Regions from separate parts of the Mus musculus genome. Here region 1 is linked to region 2. Evidence: chromatin loops called from intact Hi-C (ENCODE). Cell type or tissue: heart. All regions are shown on one strand.

Evidence for each region. Hi-C counts contacts between places; a loop is a spot of excess contacts. Peaks named below come from ENCODE experiments on the same cell type or tissue, not always from the same donor. Only the 100,000 strongest peaks of a DNase experiment are listed, where the experiment ranks them.
Region 1: a loop joins it to region 2, with 7 times the contacts of the local background. A loop is called at or near these places in 10 of 42 quality-filtered maps.

Annotation. Positions count from the first base shown.
Region 1 is chr17:71,310,644-71,313,143 of GRCm38, reverse strand. It overlaps Emilin2 (elastin microfibril interfacer 2), which reads left to right and starts at 2,133. Exons shown (of 8, transcript NM_145158.4): 1 at 2,133-2,426. The coding sequence starts at 2,284. In heart, a CTCF peak has its summit at 1,169 (motif pointing right); a DNase peak (open chromatin) is centred at 2,193; H3K4me3 peaks cover 1,216 bases; H3K27ac peaks cover 1,186 bases; H3K27me3 peaks cover 696 bases.
Region 2 is chr17:71,253,321-71,255,820 of GRCm38, reverse strand. Emilin2 (elastin microfibril interfacer 2) reads left to right here. Exons shown (of 8, transcript NM_145158.4): 7 at 574-702. Among named protein-coding and RNA genes, the nearest start is that of Emilin2, 56 kb to the left of the region's middle. In heart, CTCF peaks have their summits at 740 and 939 (motif pointing left); a DNase peak (open chromatin) is centred at 1,470; H3K27ac peaks cover 2,264 bases.

The DNA.
Region 1 (2,500 bases), 57 kb before region 2:
CTTTTATATATAGGTGTGTGCACTCTCTCTCTCTCTCTCTCACGTGTGTGTGTGCGCACACATACATGTACTCACATGCACACATGAACACACAGGCACTCACACGCATACACACACATGGGCACTCACATATGCACACACACACACCCATATACACATGCACGTGCACACACTGCATGCACAGGTATATGCACATGCACCCGTACACACATGCATGCACACACATATAGGTGTACACATACACACACATACACACACAAGCACGCACACATGCACACACCCATATATACATGCACACGTGCACGCACATACTGCACACACAGGTGCTCACGTGTGCGCATACACACACACACACACACACACGCACGCACACACACACACACATACCCACATGCATACACACATGCTGCCGGTTGTTGATGGACATAACTTGTGGGTTGCCCCCTATTTTTTCCTTCACGCAGTCTCCATTTCTAGACTAGATCTTCCCCAGGACACTCAATGGACAAAATGGAGGTTAGAGCTGGGTGACAGAGAAGACAAAGAGAAAGGCATAGATCAGGTTACACAGGACAGTCTTTTATCTTTGTTATTTCTCCCCCGTGGCTCTTTTGAAGGCAGGATGACTTCAGTCCACTATTTGTATAATCTTCCACTTGGAAAGTTCATGAACGGATTATGTCCTTACATGGTACAATTTTCTACTTTGGGAATTTTCTTTCTTCAATTTGCAAATCAAAAGGACCCAATAAAACCATCAAAGCAAAGCATATGAGAAAATAAAACAACCAGTGGCTTCATTTAGTTTTATCAAAACATAGCCAACTTTCCCTGTCCCTCCAACCCCCAGCCAACAGTGTCATGTTAGTTCACAGGTACAGCAGTGAGCCTAGGCTTGCCAACTAGGGCGGGTAGGAGCAGCAACTAATTTCAAAGGAATAGCTCTCTCTCTCTCTCCTCTAGAATACCCCTCCTTGGTGGTGCAGTGTGTAGCCTAGGCTAGCCTCTAAGGTGAGTCTCTTGCCCCAGCTTCCCAAGTAGAACACCCTACCCTCTGTGGCTGATTTTATCTGTGGAGTCACTTTGGTCAGGCTATAGAGAAATTGGCAAAGACCCCTGTAGCGTTTGAATAGGCAGAAAACATGACCAACAGGGGGAGCAAGAGAGGGAGGGAAGGATGGAGGAATGAAGGGTTGGAGGGAGGCAGGAAGGCACCAACAGAATCTGAACTATTTAGATGCAAAGACAAAAAAAAACTATTATAATAAATGGTCTTTTAAAAATGTTTGCCCGCACATACATACTGTGTGCGTGTGTGCAGGCCAGAGATTAATGTCTTGTATCCTCTTGTCAATTGCTCTCTCTGGCACTCCCCCCTTGAGCTAGGGTCTGTCAGTGAGCCTGCAGCCTCAGAGATTCTTCTGTCTCCACCTCCTTAGTACTGGGATTACAGGTTTGTGAAAGCCTGTCTAACTTTTTATGTGGGTGCCTGAGGATCTGAACTCATGTCTTCATGTTTGCGCAGCATTTTACCGACCGAAACATCCGCCTTTAATACTGATGGAAAGAGAAACGTCCGAGCAGGACATCTCCTCATAAACACTGGAGTAGCAAATGACAGTTTGCAGCTGCGGGGAGGCAACCCCACTATCCAGGAGCAGCCCGCGCATTTGGAAAGTTCAAGCCGTGTACTAGCTGCGCCTAGGAGAGCTCCTGCGTCTTCAACTTTCGCCCAAGACCTTAAAGATTGATGGGTAGACGGCGGTGGGGCCTCAGAGGAAGAAATCGACGCTGAGTCCCCCTTGAGTAGGTTCCCCCCGCCGGGGGGGGGGGGCAATAACTGATGGGTGGTCCTGGGCTTCTGGCCGGAGAGAGGCCCCGGGGGATCGAGGTGGGGACCGCCCGAAGCTTGCTGCACTTCCGGAGGGGCTGGGGTCGCGCTGTTTGGAAGGTGAGAGGCGGAGCTGCTGGCGTTTGGGAAGAGACCAAAGGAATGTGTAATTGAAAAGTCTGTAACCAAGACCCCGGTTCCTAACCCTTTGGCTCTTTCCCCGAACCCCCTGCCGAGAGGCGATGGGCCGAGAGATGGTGAAGGGAAGAGTCACGTTTCGGAGAGGGAAGTGAATTAAAGAGGGCGGCACCCGGGGGGACCTGTGCGTCATTGAGGGACCGCGGAGCGGCCAGTGCGGAGGCGTGGGGACGAAGAGCCAGAGGGGCCGCCGAGCGCCCGAGCCCGCTGCCGGTTCCCGCGGCCCCGCCGCCTGCAGCCTTGTGGGGCTCAAGATGTGTCAGGAGACCCCGCCCCGACCCCGAGCACCCAGTCGCTGGACGCCGGCCCTGCTGGCCCTGCTGGCCCTGGGCGGCGCGGGACTGTGCCACGCGAGCTCGCAGCCTGGGTACCACGCGAGGCCCAGTGCCAGGAACAAGTAAGAGTGTGTCCCTTATGCTCGCCCCCAGCCCTAGAGTCCCAGATCCTAGGCGGTCACTCCCGAATCCGCCT
Region 2 (2,500 bases):
AGACTCAGAGGCAGGAATTCTCCCTCCTACATGGTCTCTGTTCATGTTTCCCAAGGGGAGGCTGGGTGGGCTGTACCCTGTGTGGTCCTGATGAGTTTTACTGGCTTACAAGCCAGCAGCTCCCTAGATGATTCTCTATGGGCCCAGCATCAGCTCCTGATGGATGCAGTTAGGCAGCACACAGCAGCCTCACCTTCCATTCTCATTCTCTCTCTCTCCTCTCTCTCTCTCTCTCTCTCTCTCTCTCTCTCTCTCTCTCTCTCTCTCAGTGCACAGCAACCTCACCTTCCATTCTCATTCTCTCTCTCTCTCTCTCTCTCTGTCTCTCTGTCTCTGTCTCTCTCTCTCTCTCTCTCACACACACACACACACACACACACACACACACACACGCACTCGCACATGTGCGTGCAGGCACACTACGCAGACAATCCCTTTGAGGCTTTCGTATGCAGTTTGTGTGTCTCACACATTTGTCCAGTTTCTCTGTACTAGCCCTTGGTCTGCCAAGGGGAGTCTCTGGACTTTCAGAAGATAGGCAGGTCCACATGCTCTGGCTTCTCTCTGCCCTAGGGGTGCCGCTGCCCACTCTGGTGTCCTTTTCAGCCGGTCTTACCCAGAAGCCTTTTCCCAGCGATGGAGGCGTTGTTCTCTTCAATAAGGTGCTGGTGAACGATGGGGATGTATACAACCCCAACACTGGTGAGTATCTACAGTGGAATTCTGTCTGGCTCCACGGAGGCTGGGGAGAACCTAAGCTGGGCAGTGGATTGCCACCAGACCTCTAATTCTTGGGCTGCAGCGTGGGAGGGCAGCACATGGCCTCACTATACTTTTGGAACTGCCGCTCAATTCTTAATGGTTATTATTATTTTTTTTTTTTTTTGCCAGCTATGACCCGTCACACCCCAGCCCCCTCTCCTCCATCCGCCCCCTAGCGGCCATCAAGCATGCTTTCTCTATGAATGTTCAGAGGCAGGGACTCCCTTCAGAATCTTGTTTTTATGATGAGCCAAAAAAGGGGGGGGGGCTGTGTTCTCTCCAGAAGGGACTGAGGCTAGTTAGTGTGTGGGGCCTCACATACCGAGACAGAATTAAACAGTGGACTTTGGAAGGTGCCTGTAGCACCCATGCCTATTCTAGGGAACCCTGGAGACTGTGGAAGGAGCTGCTAGGAGCTCCGACAGCACAGCCATCTTGCCCTTCCTCTGGCTTGTGGTGTCTCACCTGTCCCCAGACCATCTCCTGATAGTCACACACGAGTTTTTCCTACCCCTTAAAGGGTAATTCTCTGTCTGGACTATGTGGCAACCCTCTGAGGCTCATGGTGGGGTTCGAGCCTTTTCCCCCCTCCTTGCCTTTAGCAGCCATTGCTCTCATATAGGCATGGCCTTCGCAGGGAGGGTGAGGGTTCTGGCCATCTTCTTGGTAATCTTTAGCCATTCCTTCTACAACTCCAAGCCTGGTTCCCCTCTGGCTAAGTCACGCTGGTTCTGATAAAGTCACTGGCAGACCTCCAAGAAAGCAGCCAGGTATCCCAGGCTGCCAAGCTTTGCTCCAAACAACCTTTCTAATCTATGCTTCAAGGGTTTGGGCCAGAGTTGGGGGTTTTGACTGGGAGTGAGGGGACTCTTTCCCTTTGGCTACGTTGGTTGTGGGGACCCCCCTGTCCACTCACACAGGCTGGTGATCTTTACGAGCAGGCTGGGACTATGAAGGAAATTCCAGGAGGCCCTTGAGCTAGGCTTGCCCCTGTTAGACAGGCGAATGGAAGCTTGGCTCAGTACACTGGGGCCTGAACAAGATTCTAGGAGTTATAATCAGGATACTATTTAAATAGTAAGCATGGAAGGGGCAGGGTGGACCCAGGCATACTTGAAGGCTAGACTCTTAAATGGGTCTTTTGTTTCAGGACCCTAATTTCATGGTGACATCTAGCTGTTGAGTATGAAGGCCTGATACCCCTACCCACTCCTGGGTAGTCCATCTCTAGACACTTCCTTTGCCTTCCAGATTATATGGGCCCTGGGGTTAGAAGACAGTGGGGCTTCTGGCTACAAGTGAATATGACCTACACCCAAGAGGCTGATTCTTTTATAGATGAGGAGGGTTAGCGTGGCCTCCTAAGGCTGCTGTCTAAGAGATTTAGGAAGGTTGTAACTTGGCAGGGGCTGGGCCTTGGTCCCAAGTCTCCAGGTCACACATGCCACATACATGGCAGACCAGAAATGTTGGTCAAATTGGCTGCTGTCCCAGTAGGGCCGTGGCTGGCTTCTGTTTCCTGGACTGTTGTAAATTTAGGCAAGAATTACTCTTAGTCCTGGGGTATTGGAGGTCTTACTCTTTGGATGTTACAAGCCCAGGACAGTTGGCTCTGAAATGAAGAGTGGCCCAAGTCTGTGGTTTGCATGTGTGAGAGGCCACACTGGGGCTGTTATGTGCATGGTAGAAAGCCTGTCTAGAATGCACCTGTCACTGGGGGGGGGGCGGTGATATTCAT